Regions from separate parts of the Homo sapiens genome. Here all the other regions are linked to region 1. The links are chromatin contacts, found by Hi-C or POLR2A ChIA-PET in ENCODE. All regions are on one chromosome and are shown on one strand. Each heading gives the region's core, a stretch centred on a gene start or an enhancer-like site at or near the end of the contact. The rest is flanking DNA. Distances are from core to core; before and after follow the strand shown.

The links. Hi-C counts contacts between places; a loop is a spot of excess contacts on that map. ChIA-PET counts read pairs that join two places held with the same protein, here RNA polymerase II (POLR2A). Pooled maps may share reads with other maps.
Region 2: a loop to region 1 is called in a map of CD4-positive, alpha-beta T cell, with 4 times the contacts of the local background. The contact joins the promoter of TESMIN here to the promoter of LTO1 in region 1. A Hi-C loop is called at or near these places in 1 of 168 maps with a recorded cell type or tissue (CD4-positive, alpha-beta T cell), 1 of 37 single-sample maps with no recorded cell type and 9 of 50 pooled maps. POLR2A ChIA-PET finds 5 or more read pairs at or near these places in 1 of 52 experiments (HEK293T).
Region 3: a map of sigmoid colon shows a loop between it and region 1 (4-fold over the local background). The contact joins the promoter of CTTN here to the promoter of LTO1 in region 1. A Hi-C loop is called at or near these places in 2 of 168 maps with a recorded cell type or tissue (PC-9 and sigmoid colon) and 15 of 50 pooled maps.
Region 4: POLR2A ChIA-PET joins it to region 1 with 12 read pairs in activated T-cell. The contact joins the enhancer-like site here to the promoter of LTO1 in region 1. POLR2A ChIA-PET finds 5 or more read pairs at or near these places in 3 of 52 experiments (BJ, K562 and activated T-cell).

The regions. Positions count from the first base shown.
Region 1 is chr11:69,673,456-69,677,160 of GRCh38, reverse strand. It overlaps LTO1 (LTO1 maturation factor of ABCE1), which reads left to right and starts at 1,808. Exons shown (of 5, transcript NM_153451.3): 1 at 1,808-1,971. The coding sequence starts at 1,922. RefSeq lists enhancers at 1,447-1,646, 1,516-2,016 and a silencer at 2,137-2,226.
Region 2 is chr11:68,749,377-68,753,081 of GRCh38, reverse strand. TESMIN (testis expressed metallothionein like protein) reads left to right here and starts at 1,562. Exons shown (of 10, transcript NM_004923.3): 1 at 1,562-1,662; 2 at 2,383-2,892. The coding sequence starts at 2,422. RefSeq lists silencers at 1,330-1,449, 1,460-1,749 and an enhancer at 1,450-2,435.
Region 3 is chr11:70,396,842-70,400,546 of GRCh38, reverse strand. CTTN (cortactin) reads right to left here and starts at 2,018. Exons shown (of 18, transcript NM_005231.4): 1 at 1,933-2,018. CTTN-DT (CTTN divergent transcript) reads left to right here and starts at 2,085. Exons shown (of 3, transcript NR_186321.1): 1 at 2,085-2,449. RefSeq lists silencers at 1,092-1,161, 1,743-2,252, 2,353-2,402, 3,500-3,688 and an enhancer at 2,653-2,722.
Region 4 is chr11:70,231,459-70,235,163 of GRCh38, reverse strand. No RefSeq gene overlaps it. Among named protein-coding and RNA genes, the nearest start is that of FADD, 30 kb to the right of the region's middle. Within about 2 kb of position 1,588, at least 4 of the 41 ENCODE cell types and tissues checked have a DNase peak (open chromatin) inside an H3K27ac peak, as active enhancers do.

The sequences.
Region 1 (3,705 bases), core at 559-3,058:
CCCGAGTAGCTGGGCTTACAGGCATGCACCACCACGCCAGGCTAATTTTGTAGTTTTAGTACAGACGGGGTTTCTCCATGTTGGTCAGGCTGGTCTCGAACTCCCTAACTCTGGTTATCCACCTGCCTGGGCCTCCCAAAGTGCTGGGATTACAGGCGTGAGCCACCGTGCCCAGCCAATGTGCTTAATTTTTTTAAGTTAACTCTTTAACTCATCTGGAATTATTTTGATGAATGGTGTGAGGCATAAATGGAACCAAGCTTTTCCCAAACAACCAATTTTCCATTATAGTTATTAGTTAATATTTCCTTTCTCCAATTAATTTGTAATTCTTCTTTTTACCACATGAGAAGGCTTTACATCTATGAGAGTCCATTGTCTGGGCCATTTACTTTATTTCACTGGTCTGCCACTTCTTGAACCAACATACCACAATATTTATATTGACACTTTATCTTTTCATATCTGATATGAAAATCATTTTTTTCTAAAACATCTTAGTTATTTTTATTAGTTTATTCATACGGATGAAAAAGTTTAGGATTTTGACACATTTTACCAGATCTCATGGAATTTTCTTTGGTACTGCACTTGTTCAGTTCCCCAATCCTCAATCATGGTAGAGCTGTAGTTTTCCTTATATGGGTCCTGCTCAAATTGTTAGAAATTCTTATTTCTAAGAAATGTATTATGACTATCATAAGGCGATTTTCCCATCACCACCCCTGCTCAGGTTACTACCAATTATTGTTGGAATAACAGAAAGTGTTTTTTTCCCTATTCATCATACACATAGCTACTTGCTGCGATTATGGATTCTGAGAACGTCTTAGGTGACTATTTGGGTTTTCCACGTGGGCCATCATATCTGCAAATAGTAGTATTTCTGCCTTTTTTTTTTTTTTTTTTTTTTTTTGGTATTTCCACTTCTTGCTTCATGTTTTACTGCATTGGCCAGGGCTGGTAGAAAGATGTTCAGTGGTCACGTGAGGTTTTACTACTGACTTTATTAGGAATGCTTCTGGTGTTTCTCATCTGAGTTCCGTTGTCGCTTAGACTTTGAAATCCCTTTTTAAAAATCGTGTTCAGAAAGCACATCTCATGGAAATGACAAATATGAGAACTAAAACCGACAAATTTCTGCCCAAAATCCCACATGCAGAGCCTCCTGGCCTGGAGCCTCCTGAGGCGTCGGTTCTTTGATGACTTCCCATTTCTTTTCCCTTTTTTTTTTTTTTTTTGACGGAGTCTGGCTCTGTCGCCAGTCTGGAGTGCAGTGGTGCGATCTCGGCTCACTGCAACCTCCGCCTCCCAGCTTCCAGTGATTCTCCTGCCTCAGCCTCCCGAGTAGCTGGGATTACAGGCGCCTGCCACCATGCCCGGCTAATTTTTGTATTTTCAGTAAAGACGAGGTTTCACCATGTTGGCCAGGCTGGTCTCGAACTCCCGAACTCAGGTGATCCGCGCGCCTCGGCCTCCCAAAGTGCTGGGATGACAGGCGTGAGCCACCGCGCCAGCTGATGACTTCCCATTTCTTCCTTGGTTCTTTCGGAGCCACTTTGGGAAATTCGGTTCTATCTGCAGTGGTAAAATACAGGTCGGCTCTCCACGCGCGCGGCCAATGGACGCTCCCAGCGCGGACAGACAGGCCCTTTGCTGGAGCTGGGCAGGGCGAAAGGACCCCAGGGCGGGGCTTCAGTCGAGGCCGGCCCCGCCCACCGCTGCAGCCGCGCATGCGCCATGTACAGGCTGCTTTGGGCCCTCCCGCGTGCCGTTCTTACCCGGCCTGCCCCGCGCCGCCGCTTCCGGAAGTGGGTCTCGTCTCCTCCCAAGCGGAGCATTTGTGCCTGAAGCTGCCGGGTCTGCTACGGCACCGCGGGGCTGCAGAAACCCGGGGGCCAAGGGCGGGCTGCTTGCCGCTATGGCTGGCAGTCAGGACATATTCGATGCCATCGTGATGGCGGATGAGAGGTGGGTGGTGAGGCCGGGCCCGCACCCCGCCCTGTCTGGTCGTCTCCCAGCGGCTTCGCCGCCGGCTGCGGCCCAGGGCGGCTGCTGGAGCCTGGCGTCCCTTGGGCGTGCGCATTGGGGAGCGCCTGGTGGCCGTGGACGCAGGGACAAGTGTGGGCCTGATGCTCTGGTCCTCTTCTCCTGGCCCGCTCCGGCGGGGCACGTGCCCAGCTGCTCTTCCAGACCCGCCTTCCCTGTCAGGGCTGCCCCAAACATCTGCTCAGCCTGGTGGTTCCCCTCCTCCGAGGCCGCCTCGTCCTCTGGGAGGACAGACCTTTGCCATCTGGGAGCTGCCTTTTTTTCTGGTTCCTTAATCATAGGACATACGGCAGTATTCATGGATGTGCTGATAGATGTACCCGACCACACCCCTTTTCCCTCCAGAGCCCCTGGGGAGCCCCTCGTGCTGCGACAGTGGGGGAGCTGTGAGTTGCCTCCTGGCTGACTTCCAGTGCCCGGCCCAGAGGACGCGTCCATAGATGTTAGTTAAGAAAGCGGCCGAACATTTAGCAGTCAGGCGCTGACGTTTATTTAGCTCGCGCTGTGAGTCAGACACTGAGCTAAACGTTCCACCCTGGTTATCTACTTCAGCCCTACTTAGTAAGTGGATCCTATTATTCTTCGGAATTTACAGACTAGGAGGCACAGTCACTTTCCAGGGTCACACAACTATTAAGTGGGGAGCTATGCACCCTGCTTCATGGGGCGCTGCAGCCCACTCCTTGCATGTTTGGTGACTGCAGGTTAAGATAGTGGCAGTTCCACTGTTGGGCCTCAGGGTCAGTGCTACTCCGGGTACCAGTCGGAGAACATTTTGTGGTGATCTGATGCCATTTCTCTCTGTTGCCCTACCCATGTGATGTCAAACCCTGTGTATGTTGCAGTTTTTTGGAAGCGGTTGACTTGGGCTAGTGCTACTTGAACACTCACAGAACTTTGGCCCCCTAACTCTGGCTGCAAACCAGACTTATCTAGGAGACTTTGAAAAGTAGATTCCGGGCCAGATGCGGTGGCTGACGCCTGTAATCCCAGCACTTTGGGAGGCCGAGGCGGGCGGATCACGAGGTCAGGAGATCCAGACCATCCTAGCTAACATGGTGAAACCCCGTCTCTACTAAAAATACAAAAAATTAGCCGGATGTGGTGGTGGGCGCCTGTAGTCTCAGCTACTTGGGAGGCTGAGGCAGGAGAGCGTGAACCCGGGAAGCAGAGCTTGCAGTGAGCCGAGATCGCACCACTGCACTCCAGCCTGGGCGACAAAGCGAGACTCCATCTCAAGAAAAGAAAAGTGGATTGCAGGCCAGGTGCGGTGGCCCTCACTTGTAATCCCAACACTTGGAGCGGCCAAAGCTGGAGGATCGCTTGAGCCCAGGAGTTTGAGGCTATAGTGAGCTGTGATCATACCACTGCACTCCAGGCAGGGCAACAGAGACCCTGTCTCAAAAAAAAAAAAAAAAAAAAGGAAGAAAGAAAAGTAGATTCCAGGGCCTTGCTCCAGACGTACTGAATCTCTGGGGGTGAGGCTTTTGAGTTAATATCTTTGAATTTTCCTTGTGTGTTTCTAGTACCCTATCAGGTTTGGGAATCCCTAATTTAGCCCTTTGTTGTAGATGAAGAAACTGGGCTACAAGAGGTACAGTGACTTCCAGAGGCAAATAGGAAGTGGTAGATCTGGGACTGGAATCTGTGTCTTCT
Region 2 (3,705 bases), core at 313-2,812, 920 kb after region 1:
GGTTTCACCATGTTAGTCAGGCTGGTCTTGAACTCCTGACTTTAAGTGATCTGACCACCTTGGCCTCCCAGAGTGCTGGGATTACAGGCATGAGCCACCACGCCCAGCCCCAGGCAAAATTTTCTTGATTTTTGAATGTTAAATGTACAACTAAATAGTACACGGTGTTGCTGTGCCTTGGGTACTACCCTTTAAAAATTTAGAAAAGTATTTAATTTTTAAAAGTGAGATTAGAAAGCTGATGTTTTACATTCTTTATTTTTACCAAAACAGTACCTGAGTAGACAGTACCTGAGGCTGTCTCCCCAGCACCCACTCCCACCAGTCCCTCTACACCCTTTGCAGTTTTCGCCATCACTTGAATTAAACTTTCACCTCCTCTTGATTAAACAGTGATATCTATTGACTCCTTAAAGATGAAATAGCTCATTCCCCACCCAAAATTTGAGACTTTCATTGTATTTGTGAGTTTTTTTTTTTTTTTCTGAGAGGGAGCCTTTCTCTGTTGGTCAGGCTGGAGTACAGTGACACAATCTCAGCTCACTGCAACCCCCATCTCCCAGGTTCAAGCCTCAGCCTTCTATGTAGCTGGGACTACAGGCGTGCGCCACTACGCCCAGCTAGTTTTTGTATTTTTTAGTAGAGACGGAGTTTCACTATATGTTGGCCAGGCTGGTCTCGAACTCCTGACCTCAGGTGATCCACCCGCCTCGGCCTCCCAAAGTGCTGGGATTACAGACGTGAGCCACCACGCCCAGCCGTATTTGTTACTTCTATTTCGGGACCAACTCCATCAGTTGCACCTGTAAGCTGCGTCACCAAGGACCGGGAGTGGGTGCAAGGCTGGGAACGTGCGGTGCAAGCCCCTGCCCTCTGTCCACCCGCAGCGTCCCAGGCCGGGATCTGTCTTGAGAGCTCGAGTGTAGAAAAATGTTTTATTTTATTTTATTTATTTTTTTGAGACGGAGTCTAGCTCTGTGGCACAGGCTGGAGTGCAGTGGCGGGATCTCGGCTCACTGCAACCTCCACCTCCCGGGCTCAAGCGATTCTCCTGCCTCAGCCTTCCAAGTAGCTGGGATTACAGGCGCGTGCCACCACGGCCAGCTAATTTTTGTATTTTTAGTAGAGACGGGGTTTCACCATGTTGCCCAGGCTGGTTTTGAACTCCTGACCTCAAGTAATCCGCCTGCCTCGGCCTCCCAAAGTGCTGGGACTACAGGCGTGAGCAACCACGCCTGGCCAGAAAAATATAACTGAAGCCCAAGGTCAGAAGCCAAGCTAGGCAGTCCCACTTAGCGCTGCCCGAGTTGATGGGGACCTCAGTTTCCCCACCTGAGCCTGGATCGGCTGAACCTGGGAGTGCCTCCCCTGACCCGCTCTGGCAACAGCGGCAGTCCAGGCCCCGCCCCTCGCGACTCTGTCTCCTCCCGCCCCAGACCACGCCCACCACACCTCCCTGGCCCCGCCTTTACCTCCCCGCCCCGACCTCGACTCCGCCCCACGCCCAGGCCCCGCCCACTGCCCGGGCGCCTCTTCCCCTCCCCCCAGGTTCCTGTCCCTCACCCTTCCCCCTTCTCCAACCGCCAACGGCCGCCTGCGCCTGAGGCCCGGCCCACGCCCCATCCCGCTCGCTCCACGCTGCGGCAGCCCCGGCGGCCCCAGGTGCGTCCCTCCGAGGAGGAATGACGGGGCGGTCCCCGGGCTGGGCCTCGGCTCTGCAGGCGGGGATGGGGGCTGCCGGGCCGGGTCGGGCCCCTGCGGGTGGGCGGAGGGCGGCGGGCCGTGGGCGAGGCCGCCCCTCACCTGGTCGCACCTCACCTGGCCCCCCCTCCCCTGGCTGCTCCTCACCTGACCCCCTCCTCGGCCGCCCCTCACCTGGCCCCCTCCCCTGGGCGCCCCTCACCTGACCCCCACCCCGGCCGGCCCCTCTCCTGGCCGCCCCTTACCTGGTCGCCCCTCCCCTGACTCCCTCCCCTGGTCGCTCCTCACCTGGCCGCCCCTCACCTGGCCCCCTCCCCTGGCCGCCCCTCCCCTGGTCGCCCCTCCCGTGACCCCCTCCCCGGCCGCCCCTCCCCTGGTCGCCGCTCACCTGACCGCCTCCCCTGGTCGCTCCTCACCTGGCCGCCCCTCACCTGGCCGCCCCTCACCTAATCGCCCCTCATCTGGTCGCCCCTCCCCTGACCCCCTCACCTGGTCGCCCTTCCCCGGGCCCCTCACCTGGCCCTCCCTCACCAGGCCGCCCCCTCCCCTAGCCGCCCCTCACCTGGTCCCCTCCCCTGGCCGCCCCTCCCTTGGCTGCCCCTCCCTTGGCTGTCCCCTTTCCTGGCCGCCCCTCCCCTCGTCCTCTCCTCTGGCTGCCTCTCACCTGGCCGCGTGTTGCAGGTGCGCGGCCCCCGCCATCCCGCCCCGCCGCCCTGCGCCATGGAGGAGGGCCCTCTGCCGGGCGGGCTGCCCAGCCCCGAGGATGCGATGGTGACGGAGCTCTTAAGCCCCGAGGGTCCGTTCGCTTCGGAGAACATCGGCCTGAAGGCCCCCGTGAAGTACGAGGAGGACGAGTTCCACGTCTTCAAAGAAGCGTACCTGGGCCCGGCGGACCCCAAGGAACCCGTCCTGCACGCGTTCAACCCCGCGCTGGGCGCCGACTGCAAGGGCCAGGTCAAGGCGAAGCTCGCGGGGGGCGACAGCGACGGCGGGGAGCTCCTCGGGGAGTACCCCGGGATCCCAGAGCTCAGCGCGCTGGAGGACGTCGCGCTCCTGCAGGCCCCGCAGCCGCCCGCCTGCAACGTGCACTTCCTGTCCTCGCTGCTACCCGCGCACCGCAGCCCGGCGGTGTTGCCCCTGGGCGCCTGGGTCCTGGAAGGAGCCTCCCACCCGGGCGTCCGCATGATCCCAGTAAGAACCGCCTGGGGAATGGGCACAGCTCCCCCTCCATCCCTTCCCCAACCCATCTGAGGCTGCTAGTGTACCCCAGGATTTCCCTCTACAAGCATTTTCCCTGGTGACACCACACACAGCCCACCGGAGTCACTGATTCTCGGTAGAGCGTATACTCTTTGTCGTCTTCCTAATCCAACATGCATCGGCCCAGCCAAGCCCTTTCCCCTGGAGGGAATTCTGCCCTGCACCAGTCGTCCAAAGCTGACCTAACCATGCAGACGGCGGACAACAAAAAAAGGGGGAAAGCTAGGACGTAGGTTCCCTTGGGCCCTGTTGCTATCCTTGGCTTAAGGAGAGAGGCCCGCTGTCTGCTGGTAACTATTGTCTGTGAAAACAAACGCAATGTGGTGGAGGGTTGGCGTGTTTGCATCTTGCATTTTTTTTTTCCTTTAACTTTACCAGGCTTGGAATCCACAGCAAGGACTCAGAGTTAATACTTGGATTTTCCGGGCCTTGAAGTCAAGATGTGAGATCTTCCCTTTGCTAATGAGTAATAGCTCTTCAAGCATATGCAATGTAAATCAGAGCCTAAAGAAATGCTTGCCAGCTCTCAGCCGACTGCCCTCTCTAGCTGTAGATGACCGCTGATAATTTTCCGCTTTGTTCTTGCCAAAACTAATGAGTTTTCAAAGGAAACAAAGGGTCCCAGGAAAATGTGTTCTCGACCCCTCAAAAAGGACCCAGCTCAGAAAACGAGACCACTCATCCATGAGGTCATTTTAGTAAGTTGTAGATGAAGCGTTTGTGGGACACAATGCTTGAGTCAGT
Region 3 (3,705 bases), core at 769-3,268, 720 kb before region 1:
AGGTGGGAGGATCGCTTAAGGCCAGCAGTTCAAGGTTGCAGTGTGCTAGATGGCACCTGTGAAGAGCCTCTGCACTCCAGCCTGGGTGACAGGGTCTCGCTCTGTCACCCAGGCTGGAGTACAGTGGTGCGATCGAGCTCAATGCAGCCTCCAACTCCTGGGCTTGAGATCCTCTGCCTCAGCGCCCCAAGTAGCTAGGACAACAGGTGCAAGCCAACATGCCCAGCGAATTTCTTTTTTTGTAGACACAAGGTCTCCCTGTGTTGCCCAGGCTAGTCTGGAACTCCTGGCCTCAAACGATCCTCTCACCTTGACCTCCCAAAGTGCAGGGATTACAGGTGTGAGCCACCGCACCCCTGCCCCAGGTCAAAAGAAATTTCTTTTCAGTAAGATATAGCAGAAGGTTAGCTTCTAGTTCTAGGGGACCTAATATCAAAACAACCCTGCCTCCCCAACTTTTTATTGAGTCCCACTTAAAAGACTCTTCCTTGTTCCTTGAGTATCTGGCGAATACTTCTCTAACCAGAGGAGAAACAGGACTGACTCAGTGCTCTGGAGCCAGTGACTCACCCACACGGTCAAACACGTGAATGGAGACAGGGGCAGGCGGCCAGCCCCTCCTGCGCCACGGCCTTGGGCCCGGCCGGGCTTGAGGGCTGGATCATGCCTGAAGGACCTAGTGGGTGAAGTCCCCCCGACAGAGCCTGCGCAGCCAAGTCAACACTGAGCCCAAAGGGAGCGCATGGGATTCCAGGGAGCGCTCACCGGATGCCTCCGGAGCTTCCTTCAGCAGAAAATGAATTCCTCCCCAAGGGGCCCCAAACGTCCACAGATTCCAGCGGGAGGAAGCCCTGTCCCTTCTCACCCAAGGCCTTCCAGCTTCAGGGATCAGGCATCCCTTAGACTATCCAGGTGATGGAAACGTAACAGAAAGCCCCAAAGCACCGTTCTGGTGATTTTAAACACACCCCGAAGGAGGGACGGTTCCAAATTTAGAGCCTCACGACTAGCTGCAGCCGCGCCTCGCTGCCTCCACTGACCTGATTGCAAAACCTCCGCTCAGGTGCAGGCCGGGCGGATCCCCAGCTGCTCCGCCACGTCCCACAGCGAGCCCCTCAAAGTCGCGCACCCCAACCGCCTTGACCCCGCGGACCCCATCCCTTTTCCCTGCGCCTGGATCCCTTCCCCTGGAGCCCCAATCCCCTCCCCTCGGACCCTATACCTTTCCTCCGAGCCCCGACCCCTTCCCCTCGAACCCCAATTCCCTTCCCTCGGACCCCATCCCAGTAGCTCTGCGCCTGGACCCCTTCCCGTCAGACCCCAATCTCCTCCCCTCGGACCTCATCCCTTTCCCTCTGCACCCAGACACCTCCCTCTCAGACCCCTCGCCCTTTCCTTGAGACCCCCCACACCCACCTTCCTTGGCCCCTCGAACCCCGGCCCCCTCCGCTCAGACCCCCGAACCCCACAGGCCCAGCCCCTCTCCCTCGGGCCCTAATACCCTCCCCCTCGGAGCCCATCCCCCTCTCCTATTCCCTCGGACCCAAGACCCCTCCCAGCCTGGCCCCTCTCCTGCCCTGGAGCCCCCCGGCGCCCAGGGACCCTCCCCTCAGAGCTGATACCCCAATTTGGCCCCTTTCTAACCTTCCTCCGCGGACCCCAGCCCCAAGCCCTCCGTGCCCCCTTGCCCCCTGCCCGGCCTCCTTGGGCCCAGACCCGTCCTCGTGGCCCTCGCGGACCCCCGGCCCTCGCCCTGCCCCGCCCCAGGCCGGGAAAGCCTCGCCACTCTGCCCCGGCCCCCGAAACCGCAAGCGGAAGAGCGGTGAGACCGCTGCGGCCGCCGCTTCCTTCCCCTTTCGCGGCCAGGCGACGCCACAGGAGGGAAGAAGCAGAGCCCGGCCTGCACCCCGGGCGGACGCCGCGCTCGCTCACCGCCGCCTGGGGTCGGTCCGGCCCGGGTCGGCCCTGGATTCCGCCGCGCCAGCCGCTCCCAGGCACCAGGCTCTACTTCCGGTTCCGAGGGCGGGGGCGGGGCCGCATCCGGGTCCCCGCGCGACCCCGCCCCCTGCCCCGCCTCCTCCCGCGTCTTGGCCCGCAAGAGTCCCGGGGGTCCGCCCGCAGCTGGCTAAGCGCTAGCCCGGCCTGTGGCGAGTCTGCAGAGCTCGCCCGGAAGTAGCGTTGCGCGCGCAGAGGATGGGCGCTGAGCAGCACACAGCCCGCGGCGGGGTCTCAGGATCCGCGGCGCTGCCCGGGGCCGGGGGAAGGAAGCCAGCCGAGGAGACGCACGTGCCCTGAGTCCGGGAGCGGGGAGCCTCTTCATCTCTCCATCCTCCCTCCGCGCGCGCCCTCAGCCGTCCTCGTCCGCTCACCATGCACCTCCCCTCCAAGAAAGGGCCACATGCGTGCCAGGGACGCGAGCCCCGGCCACAGGGACATAGCAGCCTAGAAGGTGAGTCAAGCGTTAAACCACATGGGTACTCACCTGGGAAATGAGATAAATGCCAAGAAGTGAGAGTTTCATAACATCGTATTGGGGAGACGGTAGGACCTGAACCCCTGGGAGACCAGAGGTTTCTTTGGGCGATTCACATGTTAGCCAAGATGTGAAGGCCCTATAAGAGTAAACAAGGTAAGGAGGGAAGAATTTTCCAGGCAGGCCAACAGCAGGTTCCAACAGCAGGGCCAACAGAGGTCCCAAGGCAGGAACGGTCTTGCAGCAGGGGAACTGGAGGAGGCTCAGCTCAGCATGGTAGAGGGCTAGTGGTGCAGCGGAGCTGTGGTGTGAGAGGGGCCAGGTCATGCAGAGGCCGATAGAGCACAGCGAAGACCTCGGTCTTTATTCTGGGAGACACGGGAAGTCCTCGGAGGAAGTTAAGCTGATAAGAGACATCATGAAGTTTGGGCCAGGCGCAGTGGCCCACGCCTGTAATCATAACACTTTGGGAGGCTGACATGGGAGGATCGCCTAAGGCCAGGAGTTCGAGACCAGCCTGGTCAGCATAGTGAGACCCTCGCCCCCGCCCGCCATCGCTAAATAAATAAATAAGACATAATGAAGTTTGAATTGTAATGAGATCACTCTGGCTGCTGTGTGGAAGATGGATGGGAGAAGGGCCAGGTAGAGCCTAATGTAGCCAATTCGGGCAGACCGCTGGTGGCAGGTAAGATGGGGAGAAGTGGATAGATGCAAGAGGCATTTAGAAAGCTAAACTGTCAGATGTGAGGATGAATTGGAAGTGCGGGTGGCGGAAGGAAATGTCAGGTGTTGACCATTTTTTTAAAGGTAAAATCATGACCTTCATACACATATAAAATGAACACGTCAAATATTTTATTTAACTCGATAATGAATACATCATAAGTTGTTACAAATTGTTTAAAGAATTTGGCCAGATGCAGTGCCTCGCGCCTGTAATCCCAACACTTTGGGAGGCCAAGGCAGGAGGATTGCTGGAGGTCAGGAATTTGAGACCAGCCTGGGCAGCATGGCAAGACCCTGTCTCTACCAAAAAAAAAAAATTTTTTTTAAGAAAAAAATTAGCCAGGCATGGTGACGTTTACCTGTGGTCCCAGCTATTCTGGAGGCTGAGGCAAAAGGACCGCTCCGGCACGGGCAACAGAAACCCTGTGTCAAAAAAAAAAAAAACGGAAGACGAATGCTGAAATGAATTTGCAAAAACTGCTCTATCTCTAGTGCAAAGGTCA
Region 4 (3,705 bases), core at 339-2,838, 560 kb before region 1:
AAGTCAAAGGCAGCCGGGCACAGTAGCTCATGCCTGTAATCCCAGCACTTTGGGAGGCTGAGGTGGGCGGATCGCCTGAGGTCAGGAGTTTGAGACCAGCCTGGCCAACATGGTGAAACCCCGTTTCTACTAAAAATACAAAAATTAGCTGGGCGTGGTGGCTCATGCCTGTAATTCCAGCACTTTGGGAGGCCGAGGTGAGTGGATCACCAGAGGTCAGGAGTTCGAGACCAGCCTGGTCAACATGGTGAAATCCCATCTCTACTAAAAACACAAAAATTAGCCGGGCATGGTGGCGGGCACCTGTAATCCCAGTTACTCAGGAGGCTGAGGCAGGAGAATCTCTTGAACCTGGGAGGCAGAGGTTGCAGTGAGCTGAGATTGCGCCACTACACTCCAGCCTGGGAGGCAGAGCAAGACTGTCTCAAAAAAACAAAAACAAACAAAAACCCATCAAAATTAGCTGGGTGTGGTGGCAGGCACTTGTAATCCCTGCTACTTGGGAGGCTGAGGCAGAAGAATCGCTTGAACCCAGGAGGTGAAAGCTGCAGTGAGCTGAGATCGCGCCACTGCACTCCAGCCTGGGCGACAGAGCAGGACCCCACTGCAAAAAAAAAAAAAAAAAAAAAAAAAAAAAGTCAAAGGTGAGTAGGATATGGGCTTCCCTGACATCCCAGGTCCCCAGGCTATAAGGAAGAAGGGCCAGTAAAAAAGTAAGTCGACCACCATCCAACCCATACCCCCATGGGGCATGCTTAATACAGAGGGTGAAGCTGAAGCTCTATCTGCAGCAGGTTCTAGAAGGTCACTCCATCCCCCCCATGAAAGCAGATCCCTTAGCCTCCTAGCCTGACAGACAACAGCAGCACCTGAGATGTCCCAGGGGGTTAATGTGTTCTAAGCACTTAGCATATCGACTGGTCTAACCCTCACCAACACCCTTGAGGAAGGTGCCATTCCTATCCCCATTTTACAGATAGGAAGGACTGAGGCGGAGAAGCTAAATAACTTGCCCAGATCGCCCAGTCAGCAGGAGGCAGGCTCCTGGCGGCTAACTCCATAGCCAACACTCACCCCCGAACAGGGAGTGCCTGGTAAATGTCGACTGAACGGTGATCCGCTGGGGCATCTACGCAGAGATGGGCAATGAGTAGGAGTGTAGCAGGAGAGAGAAGCAGGCATTGGAATTCCTGAGGGTGGGAAGCATTTCTGAAGGCACAGAGAGGCACTAAACATCATCTGCTGGTTGACTCTAGCTGGGACACTCATGATGGCTGACCGTGCCAGGCCCTGGGGAGAGGGAGTAGGGAGGTGGCTCCAGCCTGGACGTGGAGGCACTCCCCAAGGCTGGAGCTTCGCAGGAGGACACTAACCTCCCTGGGATGCCGAGGACTCACACTTCATCCTGGGGCGGTGCGTTCAGCCTGCAGGTGTAGACAGTCAATGACTCCAGTTAATGGTGAGGTGAGGAACTTGGCACTGAACAGTGTTGAGTCACACGGTGAGAACGTCTTTCCCTTTTCAACAATCGGTCAGTCCCTCTGAACAAAGTGAGATTTCATCTCGGGCTAGTGATGACTAATGTCTTCTTAAACAAAGTGAGTAGCCCTCAGTTTCAGAGCCTGGAAGGCAGTGGAGTGTATGACGAGTTTCAGAATGTCACTTTTTTATTGCATTCCTTTTCATAGCCACCTCCTGATTATTCCAAGTGATACTGTGTTTCAATCAAGGTTAGCTTTGTGTAAGTGTCTGAAGTCTCCAAATCACAGTGACTTCAATGAGGGTTTATTTTTCTCATACAAAGGCAACCCTGATGTAAGCTTTCTAGGGCTAGCAGGGAGGCTCTGTAATCTTTAAGAACCCAGGATCCTTCTATCCTGCTGCATTGCTTCCTCATGACCCAATATAGCTGCCTGTGCTCCAGCTATCATGCTTGCATTCCAGGCAGAAGGAAGGAATAAAGGGATGCTGAAGGGCACAATCCTCTCCCTCCTTTAAGGCTGTTTTTAGGAAGTTCCACACTCCATTTCTGCACATATGCAGAACTTAGTCAAAGGGCCACACCTGGCTGCAGGGGAGGTTGGGAAATGCAGCCTTGACTGTCTGCTTAGCTAAAAATTGGGGATCTTGTGTAAAGTGAGAAGGGATGAAAAGATACTGGGTGACACCAGCAATCTTTGCCATAGACTGTTTTCTTTTTGTAACAGAGACACAAAAAATTAAAAATTTTTAAATTTTAAATTTTTAAGAGAGTCGCTTTCAAGATACAGCTAAGTAGATAAAAGGACAAGGCTTTCAAGAAAAAGCTAAGTAGATAAAACGAGAGGGGGAGGTCAGGCGTGGTGGCTCACGCCTATAATCCCAGCACTTTGGGAGGCCGAGGGGGGCGTGGATCACCTGAGGTCAGGAGCTCGAGAGCAGCCTGACCAACATGGCAAAACCCCATCTCTACTAAAAATACAAAAATTAGCCGGGCATGGTGGTGGGTGCCTGTAATCCCAACTACTCGGGAGGCTGAGTCAGGAGAATCGCTGGAACCCGGGAGGCAGAGGTTGCAGTGAGCTGAGGTCACGCCATTGCACTCCAGCCTGAGTGACAGACTGAGACTCCGTCTCAAAACAAAAAACAAAAAAACGACAGAGGGTACATGGCTAAGGCAAAAATTGCCAAGCTGACCCTTGAGTCACTGAGCTTTGGGAAAGGAGCTGTGAACTACGAAAAAGCAAAAGAGGTGTCTCGCCCAAAGACCAGGGTGGGGTCAGGTTTTCTATTTAGGAGGAAATCTCTGGCCCCAGGTAGAAAGGGATCTGGGTCGCCAGGCACTGTGGCTAATGCCTGTAATCCCAGCACTTTGGGAGGCCAAGGCAGGTGGAGCTCAAGTGTGAGCTCAGGAGTTGGAGACCAACCTTGGCAACATGGCAAAACCCCATCTCTACCAAAAATACAAATATTAGTCGGGCCTGTAGCCCCAGCTACTTGGGAGGCTGAGATGGAAGGATTACTGGAGCCTGGAAAGTCAGGGATGCCATGAGCTGTGATTGCACCAGTGTACTCTAGCCTGGGCAACAGAGTGAGCCCCTATCTCAAAAAAAAAAAAAAAAAAAAGAGAGAGAGAGAGAGAAGGATCCAGATCAGGAAGAGACCAGAGATGGGAAGGCTGGGAGGAAGGAGTTTGTTCCAGAAGTGAGCCGGCCAGGGCCAGGGCAGGGGAGCAGGAGGCTGAGTGAGGTGGGAAGGGGCCACTTTCCTCTGAGAAGAAAGCAGCGACCAGGCCCTCCCAGCAAAACTCATCAGGGTCTTGGAAGTGGGAGCCAAGGCCACAGGCGGGGGTTGCAGGTCTGTCCAGGGGTTAAGAAGCGTGCGGAAGCTTTGAAGCAGGTGGGGCTGTAAGACGGCAGGAATGTTAAAGGCCAGGGTCCTCTGCCACACACAGAGGTGAGGCTGCATGAGCGAGTGCAGATAACGAACTAATGAGGCTGGTCATCTGCATGGGGCCCAGGACGTGCCTGGCACAGACAAGATCTCCCCTGCCTCCTTACCCCCTCACAGCACAATAAGCCCACTCCCATCTCCTAGAGGGAAAGTGCTGCCGAGCTCTCTAGGCCTGTCCACAGCACAGCAGATTCAAGCCGAGTCTGGCGGCCCCTGCTCCATCTGCCCTGATGCCACGGACAGCGCTTGGCACACAGAGGGAGGCGCACGTGC